Regions from separate parts of the Homo sapiens genome. Here all the other regions are linked to region 3. The links are chromatin loops, found by intact Hi-C in ENCODE. Cell type or tissue: PC-9. All regions are shown on one strand.

The links. A loop is a pair of places that touch in the nucleus more often than their neighbours do. Peaks named below come from ENCODE experiments on the same cell type or tissue, not always from the same donor. Only the 100,000 strongest peaks of a DNase experiment are listed, where the experiment ranks them.
Region 1: a loop joins it to region 3, with 7 times the contacts of the local background. A loop is called at or near these places in 33 of 110 quality-filtered maps.
Region 2: it touches region 3 in a loop (15-fold over the local background); 5 of 110 quality-filtered maps call a loop at or near these places.

Annotation. Positions count from the first base shown.
Region 1 is chr2:44,474,884-44,482,883 of GRCh38, forward strand. All of the region lies in intron 3 of CAMKMT (calmodulin-lysine N-methyltransferase), which reads left to right. It overlaps LOC124907758 (a long non-coding RNA gene), which reads left to right and starts at 908. Exons shown (of 2, transcript XR_007086302.1): 1 at 908-8,000. In PC-9, CTCF peaks have their summits at 4,714 (motif pointing right) and 4,916; a DNase peak (open chromatin) is centred at 4,718.
Region 2 is chr2:44,970,093-44,978,092 of GRCh38, forward strand. No RefSeq gene overlaps it. Among named protein-coding and RNA genes, the nearest start is that of SIX3-AS1, 32 kb to the left of the region's middle. RefSeq lists enhancers at 2,240-3,107, 5,060-5,835, 5,836-6,611. In PC-9, CTCF peaks have their summits at 4,169 (motif pointing left) and 4,370; a DNase peak (open chromatin) is centred at 4,149.
Region 3 is chr2:44,389,481-44,397,480 of GRCh38, forward strand. CAMKMT (calmodulin-lysine N-methyltransferase) reads left to right here. Exons shown (of 11, transcript NM_024766.5): 3 at 761-825. LOC124905998 (a long non-coding RNA gene) reads left to right here and starts at 832. Exons shown (of 3, transcript XR_007086301.1): 1 at 832-4,048. In PC-9, CTCF peaks have their summits at 595 (motif pointing left), 796, 3,062 (motif pointing right) and 3,273; no DNase peak of the experiment used is centred here.

The sequences.
Region 1 (8,000 bases), 85 kb after region 3:
TTTTCTTTATTCAGTGCCTGGTATGTAGAACTGAGTAATATTTATGACATTCATCGTGAAAGACTGGCCAGACACAAGAATGACAAGAAAAGACCTGAGACATAGTGATAGATGAAACTCGAGAATGTATTATTATTTGAACAAACTTGATTCTAATATTTACCAAAATGATACAGTTGAAAAGAGTCAAAATGTAATCCTTCTATAGCATGTGGCTTAGTTTAATATCCATGTTCCATTATTTCTTTTGTATCCTCTTGAGTATTTAATAAATTTTATTAATATCTGATTTAAATTTTAAAGTAGATAAATTAGGCTTTAATAAAAACAAATGGAAACTTTTAGTAAGTGGTTGGACTTGTTCTGAATAAAGGAATATAGAATGGACCTTATTTGAAAAGTTGAAGTTTTTAAATAGTAAGAATATAGGTTGAAATTTTTTTTTTTTTTTTGAGATGGAGTCTTGCTCTGTCACCCAGGCTGGAGTGCAGTGGCGTCATCTTGGCTCATTGCAACCTCCGCCTCCTGGGTTCTAGTGATTCTCCTGTCTCAGCTTCCTGAGTAGCTAGGATTACAGGTGCGTGCCACCACACCCAGCTAATTTTTGTTGTTTTAGTAGAGATGGGGTTTCACCATGTTGGCCAGGATGGTCTTGATCTCTTCACCTTGTGATCCGCCCGTCTTGGCTCCCAAAGTGCTGGGATTACAGGCATGAGCCACCGCGCCTGGCCTATAAGTAGAAATTTTTGAAAGGAATAACTGGTGTGGCAAGTAGAGCTGGCAACATTGTGTATATTACAAGGATGGCCTTCAAAAGGCAGAGGACTGTTGGATACCTCACTATTTTAAAGAGAAATTTTATTTAAAAAAGAAATCTTATGCATGATCTCATTTCAGTGTTGATTTACTAGAAGCATATGATGGACCTACGAACAGGACCCTTCAAATCAAAATGTATCGTTTAGGAATATTCTGAAGGGGAAAGTCTGTGACTGCATTCTCTGAGAACCATCTGCTCACCTACTTATGTCCCTTAAAACTGAAGCTTTAGGATATCCTTTGAAACCTTTTTGTTTCTTATCATATAATGTATGGTACCATAAATACCATTGCATTTGATTTTTGTGTGAAACAACACTAAATCACTATTAAAAAGGAAAGAATGAGGTTATCTTGCTGACAATTTAAAGAAAAGACTTCTTCATAATATATTTACGACATCTAAAATGCCTTTTGTCCTCAGGGTAGCACTGTAGTTCTTCGGTGCTTGAGTTGATACTGCAATTTAATACTGTACCTACAAAGAAAATTACAGTTTTTAAACTGTTTATTCCAAGTGCTTTCAAAATGAAGACACTACTAAAGTGGTGAAAGCATGTGGTTGGAAAAAAAAAAGTAGTAGGAGATTATTAATTTCTTAAAGGTAAAGATTATTGCAAATTCAAAAGATCCCACTCATTATCAATATGTGGTCCTTCTACAGTTTTGCATAGTATAACATATTCTTAAAATGGGATACATAGTGACTTTGTAGCATCAACTATTTAAATTTTCTAGCTCCTGAGTCCTTTTCTTGCTGTGAAATGTGTTCATTTTATTGTGTGATGATATTAACATATATCAAGAATATAAGTGAAATATTAAATCTTGTCATGTTCAGGGTTTTAGGGTTCTTAAAAATGTGTAAAGGTGTTTTTACACTGTGTAAAAAAAAACTTTATATGTTTGTGAGATTTTGAGTTACCTAATTTTATAAACTAAATTACTTTGTGAAAAAAAAAATGCTTAGAATCATATGTTCCATGTAGCTCAATATTGTTTTCTGGAATTGAATTAAATTATATCTACAGTTGCTTAACAGAAAGAGCACTTAATTTGTAATCCACAGACCTCGTGGTCTTAGGCAAGCCATGTAATTTACTTGTCTTTCAATTTCCTCATCTGTAAAATGGGGATAATAACTCAAAGGATTGGTCTAAGGATCAATGCTTATGAATAAAAAGCACCTAGTACATGACACATGGTGGGTGCTATATCCCAGCTATTATTATTATCCAAATGGCTTATTACTGAAGTAATGAAAGAAAGCTTTTATACAGTCATATCAATGGTAGTTCTGGGTTATAGTCTCAGAGACATCATTACTATGAGGATATAGAGAATTTAGGAAAATTTTAAAAATTATTTAAACAAAATTTGAAAAACATTGTAGGCATGTATTACCACATACAATTATATCTGCCTACCTATGTATTTAATCACTATCTTTTAGAAAACACACAACAAAAGTTCAGTTTGCCGTAGTTCATTATAGAGTTAATAGGAGCTTGGAGATTTGATCTAATAACATGCACTTCATAGTAGAGCAAACCCATGATGTTATCAGAAATTTTGGAGAAGTCCAGGATTGGGGTGTACAGGTGTACCCACCCTGAGAACCAGTGGATCTATATAAGTCTGGTGTATTGGTTTCAGTACAATGATATTTATATACAACTTTGTATCAAATAAGTTTGCTAAGCCCTATTATAAGTTAAAACTATTTTTAAACCATATTTCCCCACCCTGGTTTGGAAATTGATAAAACAGTTTAAAGCTGAAAAACATAAACTACAGTAACTCAATAAACAATTTAAAAATAAGTTGTGTAGGTAGCTGGAAAAAATTATAAATCTCAAAAGTATAGATTTAAGATAAAGCCCAGTTATCTAGAATTATAAGGTTATAGTACATTTTTGGTTGAGCACATTTAGCTTTTTCTATTCCTCCATTTTGCCTAGCTGCCATTTCTTAACTATGAAAGGAATTGAAGAGTCCATCAGAGCTTTTGTTCGCACTAAAGAATAGTCATTTGAAGAAAATGGTGCCAGGCCAGACATGTAAAGATATTTAAAGAAAAGAAGGAAGGTGATAGGCCTAAATTCAGGACTATTAGCATATTCACAATGGTACAGGTATAGGCTAAGCTTGGTCACAGGTGAAAGGCAGTAGTGTGAGAACTCATGGAATTAACAAAGCTACTTCACACAAAGGGACGGATGGTACTTCCTCCATGTCCATTCCTTTCTAAGATTTCAGTGGCAAACAGCGTATGTAAGGCTGCAGTGACAATTTGTTTCAGTGGCCCTAAAAAATACCTATATGTACCATAGATTTAATGTGTAAAATTAAAAGCAATGTATATTAAATATTTTCTAGGAATCTGTGATTTTGTGACCAAAGATCTGAATATACTTAAAAACAAATCCTAATTTTTTTCTAAAGAAACATGATAAATATCTGGATAGCTGGCTACATTTTGAAATATTCACCCAATATTTCTGCAATAGTCAGCATTTCAATAATAATTTTATTTGCTTTTTCATGGCTTTGAATTGGGTATTATTTTGTTTCTTTGTTTTGTTCTAAGTCTATATATTTTTTTTCTTGCCACCATTTGCTGTGATTACAGATATAGGTTTAGAGTTTAGCCTTTGCAATATCATCAGTTGATGGCATGTCTACAGCAATATGGTGGATAATATTTTTTATTTTCATAGTATGAGTGCTACTTGACTCTGACTGAATGATTTTCTGTTACAAGATTTTCTTTAGTTTATAGACCTACTTTACCTTGGCTTCTGAATATGCTGAAATCCTTCTGCCCTTGGTTATAACACCTTTTATTTGTTAACATTTAAAATGCTTTCAAATCTTTAACAATAATAAAGGCATTAGTTATTTTAATTAATTTGTATGGATGGAATAAAACCAAAGGGAAGGTGTCATTTTCTGGTTGCAATAAAAAGATATAAAAGTTAATTGCTTTTCTTTTCTTCCTTTTTTTTTTTTTTTTTGAGAGGCGTCTCGCTCTGTCGCCCAGGCTGGAGTGCAGTGGCACGATCTCGGCTCACTGCAAGCTCCACCTTCTGGGTTCACCCCATTCTCCTGCCTCAGCCTCCCGAGTAGCCGGGACTACAGGCGCCCGCCACCACGCCGGCTAATTTTTTGTATTTTTAGTAGAGACGGGGTTTCATCATGTTAGCCAGGATGGTCTCGATCTCCTGACCTCGTGATCCGCCCGCCTCGGCCTCCCAAGGTGCTGGGATTACAGGCGTGAGCCACCGCGCCCGGCAATTGCTTTTCTTTTCTAAGAAAATTTTGCTGACATCCTTGGTACATATTGCTATTCTTAAATGTTTGAGTTTACTAATCCTCAACAGTAAATATCTTTAAAAATGTATAACCTTGCTTAATATTAGTTACCTAAGAATGCCACAAGAAACTGGCATCTTTATAGTTACTTTATATTACAGAGTGTAATAAATTCTAGAAAGATGGGACTAATTATGGTAACAGACATTTTATACTCAATAAAAACTTTCCTTAATTTCACCCTTATGCAGGGAGTCTCAGTAGAGTACCTCTCTTTTGTGTCTTGGTTGGTATGGCATGGCACTAAGTGACATTAGATTAGCAACTGGGGAACAACTTTGTGAAACTGTTTATGGAAGTGAATTTTCAGAGTTCACGGTTGTGGGTTTTTTTCCTATCTCAGATCACCTAGCAACTTTAGATTCAGGCGGAAGTTGGAGTTTATTTTACAAAACATGAAAAAGCTTTTAAACCAACATTTTTGAGGTAAATCTGTAGCAAAAGTGAGGCCACCTGCTGTTAAGAAAAGTGCCTACACATTCATCACATTTCTGTCCCCAGTAGAGGGTACTGCTGAGTAAAACACTGCCATTGTTGTTCAGATCCTATAGGTGGCAGCAGTTCCTACAGTTTCAGAGCATAACAATGGCTCGATTTGTGGGTCTAAGAATAAAGCTGTCACGAACTCATGGAATCTTTATACTGTAAGGGCTCTTCTTTGAAATGTGATACATGAGAAAATTACCATTAATGTTTAGTTTCCCTTTTAAGATTTAAGTAGCTTATCTTTCTTTTAAGTTCCATTTTGTATTTGAAAGTGTGTCCCCAAACAAGTATTGACAGCCGTAATTTTATGGTGTTAAATTATGAAGTATAAATTTTTAGGTAATCTCAGGGAAAGATATGATGTAAACTTTTTTTTCTTTTCCTCTCCCACCCTAGCCTTCCACCCCAATTACAAGAATCATCCATTGTTAATGTTGACTGCTGCTGCAATCTTGAGAAGGAAGTCCTAGTTGCTATACAAGCATAATTTTCTCCATGTTCAGGAGCTGAGTGCTTAATGGTTTTAACATTGCCATTCAACTTTTAGGAGGCTTTGAACCAAATTGTAGCACCTATCAAAGAGTGATTTTATAACTCTCTTTAAGAAAAAAGATTTGAAACATACTGTAGTTTCTGTTAGGCGACACAGAACTGAGGATGTAAGTACTGTACTCTTAGAGCAACTCACCTTTTGCCACTCCCAAGCAGCAGAGTGCTTGTTACTTCAGTGGGTCACTTGCACACACATACACACACCCTCCACACATCCAGAATAAACTCCATATTAGGTATAACAATTGTAATTCATTCAGTTTTAACGGTCAAGTGAACATTAAAAAAATTTTCCCTGCTAATTATTGTGTTTAGTTCAGAGAGTTGCAAAATGCTAAATAAAACTAGTTTTTTGGTTCAAGTCAAAATAGAGTTAAGCCTATCTCTAGAAATGCCTATTCAGAAATTCAGCAACCCTTGTCTTATTGCTCAAATTAATTATCCAGAAACTGTATTATGATCGTTTACTCAAATTAATATGAAAATCTGAGAATTCTATCTTTGTTTTAAATTCAGGAAAGACTAGATTCTTTTTATTTATCATTTGAGATAACAAAGTAAACTAATGGCAATGTATGAGTATCTTAACGTATTTTGAAGGGAATAGGTTAAACTGTTACTCTTTTGGAGCTGATCTCTTTGTATCAATTAGGTACATTTGTAAACTCTATATTTTTGAACCATATTTTTGGAACTAATCTAAAGCTGTGAAATGAATACATTATTTCAAATTAAAACATACATATTTATATGTATTATACATATCATACATAGAGATGCATATATATATTTATTGAAGATAAAGGAAATGTAGGTTTTAGGGTTGTAGAACATTTGGATCATATAAATAGGAGATACATGCCTATACTTTCTATCATCCATATTATGTGTGTGTGTGTGTGTATGTATATATGAATACATTTATTCAATAGTATGTTCAGAATGATGTTTTTCATGAAGAATTATTAGTGTCACATATGATTCCATTTCCCATTTGGTGGATGTGAAAGGAAACAGAATTATATAAGCAAAAAAGTTTGCTGGGAACCTCACATGCTCTTAGTAATTATTTTGTGCATTGTCAGCTACTGAAAAAATTATTTGTTTTTAAAGGAACTACTAGGAGCAAAGTATAAATCAACTTATTTTTGAACACTTGTAATATTATATGTTCATATAAAATCTATTTTTGATGGCATAATGACAGTTTAATTATGTGCATTTTTTTGTCCTTGCTGTTGTTTTTAGCATATTTATAATAGCTAGCTGAATAGGAAAAAATCATCACTTAAGGCAAGGCTCTTCAGGTCATCTGTGAACATTCTGTCTATCCTTTCTTTAAAAATATTTTGAACACCAAGATATGACAAGATAAATTCCATTTTTATTTTTGCAATTCTCTTTCAGAAGCTTATGTTAAAATTAATTTCAGTTTATATTATTTTCTTATGTAACTTATGAACATGTAAGGATGATCACTTTGTTCTAATTTGTAAATTTTTACAAAGTATTTTAGTAAAATGATATATGTCCTTCAGTGAATTCATATTGCTATTCAACAAAACATTCCCTAATGATAAAGTTGATATTTATGTTTTGTAAGTAAAATCATTTCGATGAATGACAAAGCTTTTGATGAATCAGATACTATCAAAGCTTGGAGTTGTTTTCAGAAATTGAATGTATGCTGGTTTAAAAAATAAGCTAAAATATATTTTTAGGTATCATACATATGGGGAAAAAATGAGATATATAGTTAAGTTTGAACAGCTTAGACTCATTTAAACCCGGGTTTTAGAAATTTCAATTCCTTGTAATTAAAAATTCTGTTGATCTATTTAAAAATGAATATGTATTTAACTTTCCCATATTTAACAATAGTAAACTTTAATATTAGTAAAATATTACCTAAAAGATGTTCACAGAAACTGTTGACATGTTTGAAAGGATAGAATATAATTAACTCATGCATTTTGAGGGGAATTTTAGGGCTTAGAGAATTGCATAATAGACTGATAGGGAAAGACTTTCAGGAGAGGGAGCACAGTGACTGATATGCCTGAATTTGAGAAAGCAGCAGATACAATAAATGTCTGATTCTATGTAACAAGTAGTAAATGGAATTTTTCACTAATTGAATTTTTCTGTTTAACCTAGTGTCCATGTGTACGTATTGTACATATGACTAGTTTTGTAAGCATTAGAATATAATAAACTTAATCTTAAACATACACCCAAAACAATTACTTCCAAAAATTCTTCAGGAGGTCTATTGGAATCTTTAGTGTGAATGATTATCATTGTGAGCATCTATTGCTATTTTAGAGTCTTGCTTATGGGGAAAAATAATTTGATAATGATTGAGCTTTCTGATTACCTGGGTACTACATAAATAAGAGTGTTAACACTAATTTCTGTACATTTAGGTAAATATATTTACTTATAAACATTTAACGAAAATATTATTATTAAACATAGTTCTATTTTGAGTAAATAATTTAAAATGCTGGGACCGTTTTCTCTGAGTGGCCTTCTTCAGACTTCTGGACCCTAGAAATGGCCTTATACTTCACCCTAGGAGGGCCCTTTTTTTCACAGGCCTGAAACTCTGTAGAATCCATGTTGGATATTATTAATGAACATGTTTCTTTTTGTAGAGGGGAGAATGATGATTAGAAAGGTAAATTAGTATCATAAACACTCCAGATATTTCAGCATATGCGTGAAATTATTCTCTCTCTTCATGGAATCCATTGTCTTCATGTGCA
Region 2 (8,000 bases), 580 kb after region 3:
TTGTCCAGGAAGTCAACGCAGCACAGGAAGGCAGAGGGCTGCCATGATGAACATACAGGAATGCAAGTGCAGGTCTGAACAGGGCTTGGACATATGAACAACTCAGCAAGTGATAGCTATTTTTTTTTTTTTTTTTTTGAGACAGTGTCTTGCTCTGTCACCCAAGCTGGAGTGCAGTGGTACAATCATGATTCACTGCAGTCTTTACCTCCTGGGCTCAAGCAATCCTCCTGTTTCAGCCTCCCAAGTAGCTGAGACCACAGGCATGTGCCAATACAACCAGCTAATTTTTTAATTTTTTTGTAGTTGTACAAAAAAATTAAATTTTTAAATTTTTTTTTGCTGCCCAGGCTGGTCTCAATCCTCCCACTTTGGCCTCCCAAAGTGCTGGGATTACAGGTGTGAGCCACTGTGCCCAGCCATCATTGTTATTTGAATTACTGTACGAGTAGTGTTACGTGAGCACTGCGTGAGCGGAGGAAGGTGGAAGGCCTGGCAGAGAAACGAGCTCTTTGCTAATCAGATTATCATGGCTAAGAATCTACAGTCAACCAGAGTCTGATGGAGGGGCATCTTTGCTTAGCTACTCGCAGATTAAAGCAATTCTGCCCTGAGGAAAAGGTCCCAGGTTTAGAGACAGGGCCTTTCTGCTCCTTCCGGCCCCCTGCATTCCCCACGGTGGGGAATCTGCAGGCAGGACACTGTTCTGCTGGTGCTCGGTATTGTCCCCCGGCTTGAGCTGTCAGATGATTCCCTGGACCCCTTTTGACCTCTGCCTTTGACCTGGGGATCAGGTGATGTGTGACTGGAGGCAGGTCTGCGCATCCTCTGAGGTGACAGCTCACTTGAGCTCCCCCTTGTCTCTGCCTGTCACCAGGAGAAAACACCCCCTGTTGGGTTTTCTAAACACGCATCAGCTTGGGCGGTGACCCAGCCATAGACACTGAGGAGCGGCTGAAGCAAGGTGTGGCGAAGGTTCCAGCAGAGCCTGGGGAAGGGCCCCCAGAAAGTCAGATTCTCCCCAAGGCCATCTCTGGAGCTTGGCTTGAGTGTGGTTGTCTGCCAGGCTCTGGGGGCCTTGCAGTGGTGACTCATGGGCCATTTTTGGAGCCCAGACAACTGGAGAGATCATCAGACGGTTTGCTGGCTGTCTCATGAGGCTGCACGTGTAGCTCTGCCATCCGTCCGTGTGTCCTCGGCAGCTTGCACATGCCCGTAAGTGCTCAATGTGGGACGCCCATGAAGCCCGGAATGCACGACCCTCTCACTGCCACCCGATCCTTAACCCTCCCAGGCAAGATCTCCAGCAGGGATGGCACTCTCCCATCTCAGCTCTTGTTCCTAGATGTATTCACTTGCTATAGGATTCTGTGCTTTTACTGAGATGCTCCTTGAAGCAAGGGAGCTTCACAGTTAAGGGTCTGTGTTTTTAACATGCGTTGGAGGTGATTCTCATGTGCAGCCGATCTGGGACCTTCAAGTATACCCAGACCTTCCTGCCTGGGGAAGTGCTGACTGGCAGTACCAGTGATTGTTCTGTAGGCTAAATGAGTCCCCAGGTGGGACAGGGAGCGAGATGGGGTGAAAAAGTGCCAGAAAACTCCTCTGTCCCCAAAGATGCCCTCATCTAACCTGCCAATCCCACCTTCAATCCCACCATGGGGGATCACTCAAGCCTGTGGGGCTGAGTGCTGTCCTCTCTAGAACCTCTTAGAAATGCAGCTCTCGGCCGGGCGTGGTGGCTCACATCTGTAATCCCAGCACTTTGGGAGGCTGAGGTGGGCGGATCACGAAGTCAAGAGATCAAGACCGGCTGGGCACAGTGGCTCATGCCTGTAATCCCAGCACTTTGGGAGGCCAAGGCGGGTGGATCACGAGGTCAGGAGATCGAGACCATCCTGGCTAACACAGTGAAACCCCGTCTCTACTAAAAATACAAAAAAAAAAAAAAAATTAGCCGGGTGTGTTGGCAGGCGCCTGTGGTCCCAGCTGCTCGTAGTCCCAGCTACTTGGGAGGCTGAGGCAGGAGAATGGCATGAACCCAGGAGGCGGAGCTTGCAGTAAGCTGAGATAGCACCACTGCACTCCAGCCTGGGTTGACAGAGCCAGACTCCGTGTCAAAAAAAAAAAAAAAAAAAAAAAGAGATCAAGACCATCCTGGCCAACATGGTGAAACCCCGTCTCTACTAAAAATACAAAAATTATCTGGGTGTGGTGGTACACACCTGTAGTCCCAGCTACTTGGGAGCCTGAGGCAGGAGAATCACTTGAACCTGGAAGGCAGAGGTTGCAGTGAGCCAAGATGGTGCCACTGCACTGCACTCCAGCCTGGTCTGGGGACCGAGCTAGACTCCGTCTCAAAAAAAAAAAAAAAAATGCAGCTCTCTCATGAGAGTCCATTCTTCAGCCCCAAGGATAGAGGCTGCAAAAACTGCCCACGTCATCTGGCCCAGGACACATCCTGCCTGTGGGGTGGGCTGACCTCATACCTGCCACATACTGGGAGCCCAGAGTCCTCCCACTCCAGCCCAGCCCAGTCCAGGGCCACCAGCTCTTAGGTTCTGAAGTAGCCCTTTGAGAGGGTGAGGGTGACATGCCATGTCTCTCTGTTCCCATCCTCCTGCCAGTCTTCTCTCCACCCTAGCATTTCAGGCAAAGGAACAGAAAGCCAGTCTGTGCCCCCACCTGACACTCTCTCCAGGAAGTGTCAGGGAGTGGGCTCTGCTGCCTGGCCCCTCACGCCAGGCTTCAGGATGAAAGGAAACTCCAGAATGACAATTTGGGATTATCTAGTGCCCTGGGCCAGATAGTCTCCTGTGAGGATTAGTGGCATCTTTGAAAAGCAGCGGCCACTCCTTTACACAATACCTCCTCTTCAGGGGATCTCCTCCCACTCTCCCATACAGGGAGCTCTGAATCTGCAGAGGACAGCTTATCTTGGAACACCTTTGGGATGGGAAACTGATCACCTTTCAAGGAAGCCCAGTCCATCTGCATCTGTGCTAGAAAGTTCTTCCTTCTACCGACTCAGAAGCAGTCTCCCTGCTGTTTCCTCCTTGCATCACGGAGCAAAGCCTGCTGCTTTTTCCAGGAGCAGTGGGGGCACGAAATGTCCTATTGTTTACGTACCCAAAGAGTGCTTGCTCTAAGCTCCTTCTCCACGAGAACTCTGCAGCTGCCGCTGACCACAGGATGCTCGTTTGGACAATGAAGCCCCTTTCTAATGGGAGGATACTTTCAGGATTGTTGCCCCTAGTGAGCTTCCTACTCCTCCCCTTCCGGTTGCCCCCGGTGTGCCCTCAGGCTCCTGGCAACTCCACTGCTTCACTCAGCCATCACTCCAACTAGCTTTCTATATCTCCATGCCCCTGTGTTCAGTCCTAAGTGGAGCTACTGGATATTTGAGCCTCTCACTCAGCAAGCCTTGGAGCTCCTTCCCTTAAGCCCTACTAGCACCCTTCCCCCATGCATGTAGGTCCCGGGGCCCAGCCACCACTGCAGGCATGGAGGAAGGGGGTGGGCAGTGCACAGGTATCCATGGCAAAGGGCCAGCGGGCTGTATCTGTGGAAACAGAATCTGTAGCCTCCCTCACTGATCCTCTCTGAATCCCCAGCGCTGGAGGGTGTAATTTTTTATTGTGAAATATATATTACAAAAAATTTGACATCTATCTTAGTCCATTTTCTGCTGCCATATCAGAATACTTGAGCCTGGGTGATAAAGAAAAGTAGTATATTTGGCTCACTCACCGTTCTGGTAGCTGGAAAGTCCAAGATCAGGTCTCTGATGAACCAGGGTGACACCAACCAGGAAGCCTGGTATTTTGCAAGAGACAGTGTCTTAACCCAAAGCAATGCATCTATAACCGGGGAATGTCAGGCACCGGTAATGGACAAAAGAGAGATTTGGGGTGAAGGGTCCTCAAATCATACCTCTTGGCAGTTACCTATTTTGATAGACTCAGAAGCCCCAGATTAGGGAAGGTGAAAGTCATTTACTCTAGTACCTCTTCCAGTCCCAAATCCTCTTGAGCTCACCCAGCCTCTGCCTGATCACCTCCAGTGACTGAGAACTCGTCACTTCCAAACCAGCCCAGCCATCTCTGGACTCACCTCTGAAGAGTTCTTTCTTCCTGACTCAAAGTCTGTTCCTATAGCGCCCTCTATGGGTCCCTTATCTACCCCTGGGGCTTCCTCAGGATGAATCCCATCCCATTCCTAGAAGTAGTGAGGTACCCCTTGAATTAAAGACCAGCATTCAGTCACTCTGAGGCATTCTGTTTTCGTGTAACATCCTGAGCTTTGGAAACTCTTCGTTCTAGAACCCCATTTTGGTCTAAGGTGTCCCTTGCCTAGACCTGACCACAGAATCTCAGTCCAGCCACAGCCACAGGGGCCTGTTTTGCCGGAGGTGGCTTGGTCCTTCTCCTCTCCTAGTCCCAGTGCTGAGAAGGGTGTGGAGGAGGAAGGGAGAAACACCAGACTCTGCTGAGTGCCGGCAGTTGTGGAGTTATGTTCTGTGCTAGGCTTTTGCTATGGTCTCAATGTTTGTGACCTCCCAAGTTTCTTTTTCTTTTTCTTTCTCTTTCTTTCTTTCTTTCTTTTTTTTTTTTTTTTTTTTTTTGAGACGGAGACTTGCTCTGTCACCCAGGCTGGAGTGCAGTGGTGCGATCTTGGCTCACTGTAACCTCTGCCTCCCAGTTCAAACGATTCTCCTGCCTCAGCCTCCTGAGTAGCTGGGACTACAGGTGCGTGCCACCACACCTAGCTATTTTTTTGTATTTTTAGTAGAGATAGGGTTTCACCATGTTGGCCAGCCTGTACTTGAACTCCTGACGTCAGGTGATCCACCCACCTTGGCCTCCCAAAGTGCTGGGATTACAGGCTTGAGCCTCGGTGCCCGGCTGACCTTCCCAATTTCATCTGTTGAAACCTAATCACCAGTGTGATTGTACTAAGAAGTGGGGCCTCTGGGAGGTGATTAGGTCACAAGGACAGAACCCTCATAAATGGGATTAGTGCTTTTATAAAAGAGACCCCAGAGAGATCTCCTGCCCTTTCCACCATGTGATGAACCAGAAAGGGATCCTTCACAAGACGTCGAATCTGCCAGTGCCTTGATCTTGGACTTGCCAGTTTCAGGTCCCTGAGAAATAAATTTCTGTTGTTCGTAAGGTTGGCATTTTGTTATAGCAGCCTGAGGGGACTAAGATAACTTTTTGCATGTATTATCCCATTTAAGCGATTAGTCCCACTTTACAGGTGAGGAAACTGAGGCTGAAAGAAGTTAAGATTCTAGGACTCTTGACAAAAGTTTTGTGTAAACAAGAGTCGCTACAAAATCACTTTTCTAATAGCAGCAGCAGCAGCAGCAGCAGCAGCAGCTTCCTATTTGCTCAAACTGGGAGGTAAAAGCAGAGGGAGAAGATGGTCTTTATATTTAGAGTTACCTAAGGGACTTCCTGAGCTGGGAGGGGGTGAGCGGGATTCCAGTGCTTCAGAGAGGAGCTGCTGGGCTGTGGGCAAGACCCTGGCTGGTGTGGAACTATGCAGCCCCCAGCCCTGGCTAAGCCCCGCCTCTCAGGCCCTGGAGGCAGAAAGCTCCTCAGCCTGGCCCCTCCGGGATTCTGGATCCAGCTGTCCTGGTTGCTGCCTAACTTTCAGCCGTGTGTCCAGCATATCTGTGAACTGATCTGGGGCCAGAGCTCAGGGAAAAACAGAGGTAAGTTGTGGTGGGGACCTCCCCAACCCCTACGCACACACACGCACACACATGCGCAGCAAGACTCCTCCCTGGAGGTGGAAGTAGCGGTGATGTCAGGCTCCCGGACTTGTGTATTCAACCCGGTGAGTTAACAGGAGAAAGAGCAGAAGCCGGGGGCGGGAGGATGTTGAGGCTCCTCTCTGTTCCCGCCTCTCTACCCCTTCTCCAGTCCCCTTCAGTAGTGGGTCAGGATCCTGGCCTAGACATGGAATTCCCTAATCAAGTAGAAAGAGGGGTCTAAATAAGCGGAATTGGGGTGGGAGGAGCCGGGCCAGTTCTGGTGGGGGAGAGGCCGCCTCCTGCTCCCTCGGCTGCCTCCTCAGCCTCCCTGCTTGTTGGCGGCTCACACACCCTTGGCCAGGTGAGGCGGGCGTGGGCCTGCAGCCTGGGCCTGCTCAGCTGTGGACCTTGATTGTTTCTTACTAGATGACCTGTTTCTCACCACTGGAGCTACTGAAGCTCACAACCAATTTGGGAGGGGACAGGCATAGTGACTGTTTGGCCCATGGTGGCTCGTGGTGCTGTGGTCATTAGCCGGGAGTAAACGGAGTCTGTCCCACCTGGCCCACGAGGGCACCATGTCAGGGTTTGGGCACATAGTGGTATGTGATAATGAGCTTTGTTACACATTCCCTTGGTACTTCAGTTTTCCTATCTGTAAAATGAAGGCAACAATATCCACCTTATGGGTTTGTTATGAAGATTAAACAACAAATCAAGACACGAAGCAACTGCCTGGCACTTAGTAAGTGCTCAGTCAATGCAGGTTACTATTGTAGTTATCATCATCATTATGACAAAGATTATGGTTATTATTCTTGCTTGTCCTTTGGGCACATACTTCCCTCAAGAATGCATTGGAAGCTGGGTGCGGTGGCTCACGCCTGTAATCCTAGCACTTTGGGAGGCTGAGGCAGGCAGATCTCCTGAGGTCAGGAGTTTGAGACCAGCCTGGCCAACATGGCAAAACTCCATCTCTGCTAAAAATACAAAACTAATTAGCCAGGTGTGGTGGCACATACCTGTAGTCCCAGCCACATGGGAGGCTGAGGCAGGAGAATTGCTTGAACCCAGGAGGTGGAGGTTGCAGTGAGCTGAGATAGCGCTGCTGAACTCCAGCCTGGGTGACAGAGTGAGACTCCGTCTCAAAAAAAAAAAAAAAAGAATGCATTGGGTTCATTGGGTTCAGACGCTCTTGGGCTGTGGTCTTCCAGCTGTAGCCTCCCATTTCTATGACCTAGCATGTCTACATTCACACTGACTATTTTTTTCCTCATCCTTTGTGGGAAACCTGCTTCTCCTCCTGAATGCCCCAGTTTGGTGAATGGCACACTATCCCTTAATGCATGGCGTCCCTTCCGTATCCTTCCCTTCCCTCAGCCCGCTGTGCTCAGCCAGTGTGCAAATCACATCTGGGCCCAGCTACCCCACTCCAGGAGGAGTTGGTCACTCACTCACCTGCACCTGGAGTGCTTTTCCATAAGGCCAGAGTAGTGCTTGTCACATATGCTGTCATTTTTGTTTTTAAGCCTATCTTCCCTGTACAGAATGCCTAAGGGTTACGTCTTCTGTTTCTTTTATGAGGCAGGTATCAAGGATGGCTGGATAGGAAAGAGGGTGCAGGGAAGCATTGTGAACCTTGGGTCTAGTGACATCGCTATCATTCTCTCTAAACTTTAATGACCCCTCTTTGCGGTGATTAAACTGAATCTGCTCTCGCTCCTTCTAGACACTCAGGAAAATGAAGCAACCATTTCCTCCCTCCACCAGGATATGTTGATCCTAAGCCCAGAAAGGTTAGGCGACTTGCCTAAGGACACAGAGCAAATAAAAGGATTAACACATCTGAATGCAAGACATTGAGGAGTTGACACTGCCAGTTCCTCCCACTTCTTAAACAAAGCATCAGTGTGCTTCCCTGGCACCATCCACAAAGGGTGGGTGGGTTGAGAAGCGGGAAGATGTAGAAGTATGGGGGTTGCACTCAAAGCCATAGGTTTGGGGGACTTGTCTCAACACACACAGGAGAGGGGAAGGACAAAGTCAAAACAAGTTCCAGACTTTTTCTGGCAAAGAAATATGCCAGAAAGATTTGAACTGTTCTAGGGAAGGCTTGCTGGAAGAAACCATCTCTCTTCTCTGACTAGGCACCCACTCCTCTGTTCAGGCAACAGCCAGTAGCAATCTTTAAGGAAGACATAATCAGGCCCTCTTTTGCATAGCTGGAGATACTGAG
Region 3 (8,000 bases):
TTTATAACATTCTAAAGAACTTCAGCTGTAAATTATATGGGAGAGAATGTAGAGGATTGTAGATGGATTAGCACTAATTTTTTTTTTCCCCTGAGAAACTCAAACTCTATGACCTATTGCACAATTGAGTCTATTTGTATATAACAAATAGTATTTTTCATAGGTATTAATAAAATATCAGTGTCAAGTCAAATATTTAAAAGAGTTGTTAACTGAAGCGGGATTAGAATTAAAGGCATTAGAATTAAGATTAGTGGGCAAAAGATACAAAAACTTTGCTCCCTGACATTCATAACTGTCTGTAGATGGAATAGCAGACCTGAAGATTGGCTATTTCTTTGTGACTGAAGTTCTGAATTTTTTGTGCTGTTATAGAGTAAATTTATGTATTGTTGAGTGTGGTTCTGGAAGGTGATGATTTTTCAGCTTGATTCTCTAAGTATACTGTGTGGGTTTTTGGCTTTAAAAAGGTTAAGAACTTCCCTTTACATAATGAAAACCCAACAAGTAAATATTATTTGTTAGTACTTTAAGATGTAGATTAATCATTTAAAAAGTCATTATGTTAAATATTCTGAGGACCATACTGTTATTTCTTTCCTTCTCCCTCTAGTGGGCAGAAAATATTCTTAAAATATAGCATGGAATAATTTATTGCTATTGGGTATACCATAATATACAGTCTCAGTCTCAGCTTTTTTGAATACTAAAAATGTTAACATTTCAGAATCATTAAAGCAAACGCTTTACTCCTTTCTAGGCATAATAGTGGATCCTTGAATGTTGAAGATGTCCTTACCAGCTTTGACAATACAGGAAATGTTTGTAAGTTATACATTCACTCTATAGAAATATATTTAGTGTTTTACAAAGTGAATTTATAGTTGATGTTTTCTTCTCACTAATATTTATTATACTCACTAAATGTATGCATATATGTATATATAATAGAAAGTTTGACTGTCTTTAGCTGCAAAATAAGCCTTGTATAAGGTACACCGACAAAATGGGATACTGCAGTTTCTAAACTTCGCAGGTGTGTGTGTGTGGGGGGGAGGTGGGGGAGGGAGAGAGAGAGGGAGATGGAGAGAGTAGGTCAGAAAGAACACTGGACACTGAAGTACTGTCCCTTTTATTTTTGTTTCCATTTTGACCTCAGTTAATTCAGTAGTGGGGCTGTTTCTTCCTTCTTTGCTTTGTTTCGGGTGCTTTCTTTGCCATTCCCTGCTTCTTTACTTTCACTGTAGAATAAACCCAGAACATATTTTTCTTGATGCTACTATACATTAATACCAGAGTGTTTTTGTTTGATGCAGTATTACAATATTACAGAATATATTGCCTTTTCATCAAAGCTTCTGATTAATTGGTGATAGATTTGTCCACTGAGAAAATCACTTAAATATTTCTTATAATTCTTGTAATTAATTTCATGTGATGAAAGACATCAGCCAAGAATACCTTTATGTCACTGAGTTAAACAGCATACCATCATAGGAGCTATGGACTTTTTATGTTTTTTGTATAGGACATTTCTCTTAAGATAGTGAATTGTCAATGAAATATGAGCATTTTAAATGTAAAAATAGTACTCATACTCTTTTTCTCAAAGAAAATTTCAGAACTGTTAACTTTTGGCTGAATTTAGGTAGTGTCTTTGGCTTAACAATGCAGTTTTATCAAATAAATAGATTTGCATAGAATTGTGTTCAGTAATACTCAGACAACACTTTTGTTCTTATGTCCACATTATGATAAGCTTTTGATTTTATAGAAAAATATTTGTGGTTCACTAAGGAATCTATAAATGTCCTTAAATTATCCTAAATACCTAAAATAATGTAGGTTTCTTTTTTATGGATAGTGACTGATGTGCCTTTTAGTTTCTTTCTTTTTTTTTAAATTTTCCAAACACCAACTTGAACCCGAATGCCTTTTAGTTTTTCCATGTTGGCATTTAGTGAATTCTCTCCCACTTAGGTGTATCTCATATTTTTATTAGGTCTAGGCAAGGACTGGGCAAAGCATACCAATGATGGTTGAGGATACATACTCTTTTAGTTCTGGGGTAATGTTAAATATCATTGAGTCAGGCTTAAACATATGTAATTTCAGAAAATGATTCTAGAATGTTAAATGTGGAATTTTTGATTCAGTAATGTAAAAGTCAAGTATTGTTCCCAGTTGGCTCCGTATGAAATAGGGCCACTAGCTGACAGCATTATGTAAAATAAAAATAATTTCCTAAAGGCATCAATTATTATTTTAGGCATGAATGACTGTCTTAGCCTTCTCTAACATTTTTTCCCATCAACTTGTTCCATACCCCGTGTTGTTGTTGCATGAACAAACGGAAATATTGCATATTCAGGGTGTTTTTTCACTGTTGTCTCTTGTTTGGTAGAAAGGTTTAAGACTTTGGAATGATACTCACCTGCATTTGACTTCTGGCTCTGAAATTCATCTTGAGCAATTTGTATCATCTCTATGAACCTCAACTGTTTTCATCTCTTAGGGCTGGCTGTGTTATAAAGAAAGTACGTACATACTGCATGGCTGAGAGTTGATATGCAATAAAAGTTATTAATTATTACTGGCGATGAGTACCTATATAACCTCTTTTGGTTTTTTCCTAATAAAGAAGATAATATTATTAGGATTATTCTGTCTTATACTATTTTAATTGAACTAACAGGGCAGAAAAATTAGATAAAATTAGCAAAATAGCTGTTTATTAAAATGCCTCATTATAAATGTTGCCTTAAAAACCTGGATATATTGCTGAGTGATAGAAGTGGTGACAAAAATAAGACCTCTTAAAATATGTTGTTTTGTGTACCTTTTATGTTTACTTTTTATTTTAACAGAAAAATCTATATAGATGTTTCATTTAATGATAAATTGGTAAAGTCCTGTTCCAATAAAGTAAATATTGATTATGACTTTTATATAATCTTGGACGTAAAGTAACCATGGACTGAAAAAGTGATTTTTCACTTGATGCCTCAAAAATTTGATTTTATTATGCCAATAGTGATATTGAGTTTGTGACTAGAAAACCCAGCAGAGGGCGCCACAATCATAATTCTTTGTCATAGCCCAATATAATTAGGATAAATAGCTCAAATAATAACCCTAAGCTTTTACCATGTAGACATATAAAGATGTGTCTAAACATTTCTATTTGATTCATTTATAATATATTTAATATATTCAGTAATTCAAAAATACAAAAAAATAGATTTTTCCTGGCCGATTTTTTAATTTTTAAAAATATCAGTTTAATTTTTCTACTTCTAGCTTTAAATAAAGAAGTACTTTTGATAGAGAGTGAAAGTTCCATACAAGAGTATCAGTTCATAAATCACCACCATGGTAGTATGTTAAAGGACAATTAGAATGAGGAAAAAAGTTTCTAATAGATGAGAGAACCAAGAGATGGAATTATCTATTTATTTTAAGAATTTGTTTCTAGGTTAATAATGCTTCCTAGTAATAGAAAAAACAGCTTAACTAAAACATTTTCTAGTCACAAAAACCTGATATGTGTAGATACAGTAAAAAAAGGTATGGTCATGGTTTAGTAGAACCATTAATTTCAATTGTAAGTTCATTTTGAATATCAGGGGATGATTATATTCATTGCAAATTTTCAGAGATGAAAGGATCAGTCTTACCTTCTGAATTGGTTTATGCTCTAAGTGAAAAGACGTGGAAAAATCTCTTTAATTTTGGAAAATAAACCTCTAGATAACTTATTTACTATTAGAAAAGATAATTTTTTTGTATTTACTTTTTTGTATAGAAGTTTTGTGGTTTTAAATGTATGAACTGCAAAGTGTTTTATATTTTTGAGGTAACTTTTCATTGCTTGAATTTCTTCGAATGTTGTGGGAAGAAATTAAGAGGAATCTCGTACAGAATGAATCACGTCTGCGTATTGATTTATTGCTGTGTGATATACGACCCAACCTTCTTTTTATATATTTATATTTACTATGGTGGAAAACAAACCATTTTGAAAGTGCTTACCTTTAACTAGGAATAGGTATGTATATTTCATTATTTGGTTTCTACTACTTGAGAACCTACTTTCTTTTGAGATATCAAAGCTTCTTGGTCAGGAGGTTGTGTCTACTATTGATTCATTGTGCCCAGAAAGACATGCTGACAAGCTACCTAGGGAAGAGTATAGGATGACATCTTTCACCTCAGATGAGGTACTGGCTGCTTCTGTGTCTCCTTTGATATGTCGCTCAGATACCTTGGGTAACAAGGGAGTGCTCTATAAGCATTGTAGCAGATTTCTTGCTTCTGCTTTTTCTGTGGGCAGGGACTCCTTTCTAGCTTGTCCTCTGACCTCTGGTCAAAGAAGCTGCACCATGCTGTCTCTTCCAAAATCATTTTCCTTTTCTCCAAAGTTATTTCGTTCCACTACTGAAAGGAATTTTTAAAAATGTAATTCTCAGTGCTTACTTGATCCAAATTTGGATACCATAGTATCTAATTTAACTATTTGTTGTTTATAACATCTCATCTTATGCTTGGGTCTGTAGTAGATTCATTGGAACATTTTAAGCACATCATCCTTTGTTGAGTAGTATGAACAGAAGTGTTAGTACTTCGTATAATTTATTATAAACTATGTACAATATAATGTATATAATCCTTTAAAGGATAGGAGGTCAGCAGTTAAATCATTTCAGTAATATCATTGTGAAGCAGGATTCCTGGCAAATGTTGCAGCTTAAGTCTGGGGGATGTATTGGTAAAACTTCTCTACTATTCTTTGAAAAAAATTTTTTTTCTTGGTTGAGCTCCATGACAGGACCCTGTGGTAGTTGGTGTCACATTATCTCCTGGAGGAATTTGTAGACCCTCTGCCATATATACTTGTACATGTGACAGTGGTGATTTTTGTTTTCCCTAGTGAATTCTAAGACTGACCAGGATTTTTTTTTTTTTTAATGGAGTTTCACTCTTGTCCCCCAGGCTAGAGTGCAATGGTGCAATCTTGGCTCACTGCAACCTCTGCCTCCCAGGTTCAAGTGATTCTCCTGCCTCAGCCTCCCGAGTAGCTGGGATTACAGGCGCCTGCTACTATGTCCAGCTAATTTTTGTCTTTTTAGTAGAGACGGAGTTTCACCATGTTGGCCAGGCTGGTCTCGAACTGCTGACCTCAGGTGATTTACCCGCCACAGCCTCCCAAAGTGCTGGGATTATAGGCAAGAGCCACTGTGCCTGACCTGACCAGGATTTTTAATGCACACAGCTATAGACTTTGCTTCCTAGTGGTCTGATAGCAGAATCTGTTTGTCTGTTTGTGATGTATCTAAAACTGATCTCTTTTGGGGTGGTAATCAGTTATTATTGAAAGCAAGACTCATTAAAATAAAAGTCAGGTGTGGAGGTATGTTCCTGTAGTCCCAGCTACTCAGAAGGCTAAGGCTGGATGATTGCTTGAGCCCAAGAATTTGAGGCAAGCCTGGGCAATATAGCAAGACTTTTCCTGTAAAAAAAAGACAATCAAATATTTATCTTCCTGGTTTTTCTAGAGGAAAAAAAATTATATGTTTTCACTTTTTACTTGTATTTAGGAAACCAAAGGTAATAGTTTCTTTGGAAATATGGTCTAAATTTTTAGTTTTTCTGTTTCATTGTTGTTATGTTATAAAGTTAGGGTTTGGAATGTTGGTGAAATTATCAAAGCTTCAAGAATGTCAGCTTGGATTTTAAAATGCTATTCTTATTCAAATAAAGATGTCTATATATGTAATGCATATGTATGTGTATATGTATATGTAGTTATATAATGCATATATGTAGCATGTGTGTATACATATGCATATATACATATATGTAGTATATGTGTATACATGTACATATGCAGATATATAATGCATCTATGTAGTGTATGTGTATACATATGCATTATATATACATGTATGCATTGTATATCTATATTTATATACAGATATATACATATACACAGTACAGTGGTTTGATTAAAAAATGAAAAAGTTGGGCTTTTATGGGTCATTGCTCTGTTTTTAATTTAGAGTGGTTATGGAAGGTACATGGGATATGAAGTTCAGGTTTTAGCTCTGCGGGTTATTAGCTGTGTAATTGTAGACGAGTCTTTGTACAAGTCTTAACTCCTTATGTAAAATTGAATAGGAAACAATAAGTACTTTATAGTGAGGTGAACATAATATTAGATAATGTGAAAGTACCAAGTAAACTGTAAATAGTATTTGTATTTTTTATGGTTAGTAATATCATCTGCCTCATTCTTGAATTTTTTCAGTACCTTTGTTATTCAAAATAATACAAGATAGAAGATATTTTTGGTATGTGCCATTCTGTTTTAATATCATACATTATTTTGTTATGTGAAAACAATGTAAAGCTACACAATTAAAATAGTGTGGCATTATTGCAGAAATACACATATAAATCAATATTTTTAGAATAAAGTGTTCACAAAGACCTAAATATATGTGACTTAACATATGATGAAGATACAATTTTAGTAAGAGAGGAAAGGATGGATTCTTTAATAAATAGTATTGGGACCATTGCCTAGGAATTTAGGAAACTAATAAAGCTGACTCCCTCCTATATACTATATGCCAAAATAAATTTAATATGGGTTAAGTATTTAATTAAAAACATAACACTCTTAGATATTTCAGATGAATAATTTTAATATATTGAAATCAAGAAGGTCCTTCTAAGTGCGAGTCAAACACCATGAATTTAAAGGTTAATAGATTGACTAATTTAAGATTTAAAGACCCTTTATTCAAAAAGCGCATCAAAAAAATTGAAATACAAATTACACACTGGCAATTATTATTTATGACATATATTCAGATGAAGATGTATTTTCTTTATAAAGAGCTCTTACAAATCCATAATAAAAAGACAATCTGAAAACCTGTAAGATAGAGAAAAACGTAGCCAAAAATTTAAGAAGAGGTATTTCACAAGAGAAATAGCAATGTTCTGTATGTACATCAAATGGTTATTTTATTAGGAATTGAAGGAATGATTTTTAAAAGTGAGATAATTTTTGCTTATCAGGTTGGCAAAGATGAAAGAAGTTAAGCAGTAATCAGTAAATTGTAGGGAACTGGGTATTCTCATACACTGTTGGTGGAGGGGGGTAGGTAAATTAATTCTACTTTTCCAGAGGCAGTCTGATTATATCTTTCATAATTTTAAATATCCATATCTTTCAACTAATGATTACCTTTCTAAAAAAAAAAAAAAGAAAGAAAGAAAGAAAGGAACCAGGATGGGAACTGTGGCTCACACCTGTAATCCCAGCACTTTGGGAAGCCAAGGTGGGCGGATCACAAGGTCAGGAGATCGAGACCATCCTGGCCAACATGGTGAAACCCTGTCTCTACTAAAAATACAAAAATTAGCTGGGCGTAGTGGCGTGAGGCTGTAGTCTCAGCTACTCAGGAGGCTGAGGCAGTAGAATCGCTTGAACCCAGGAGGCGAAGGTTGCAGTGAGCCGAGATTGCACCACTGCCCTTCAGCCCAGGCGACAGAGTGAGACTCCATCTCAAAAAAAAAAAAAAAAAGAAAAAGTACACAATATTTTGTTTTAAAATAATACTTTTCTTGAAGGAGCTCACAGCATGTTAGATGTTAATGTATTAGTCCCCCATTACACTTATGAGATAAGGAATCAGAGATCAAATCATTTTAACCCTTTCTTAGGTTGGGAAAGTACAAAGAGGTTAAAGTCAGTCAGTGGCAGAATATTGAGCTTTGGGAATAGAAAATTTATAAGTTGTGTTACAAAATAAATATTTAAGGTCATCAATGCATTATGTGGTTAGAACGCATGGGTAATGATCAGCAGCCCTGAGAGTATAGGGGACCTGAAAGCCAGTGGAGCACTGATGGTATGCAGCATGGCAGTGGATTCTTAGTCCCTCTTTAGCATCGTAATGTACATGTAGTCTTTGATTCTTAGTCTGTGT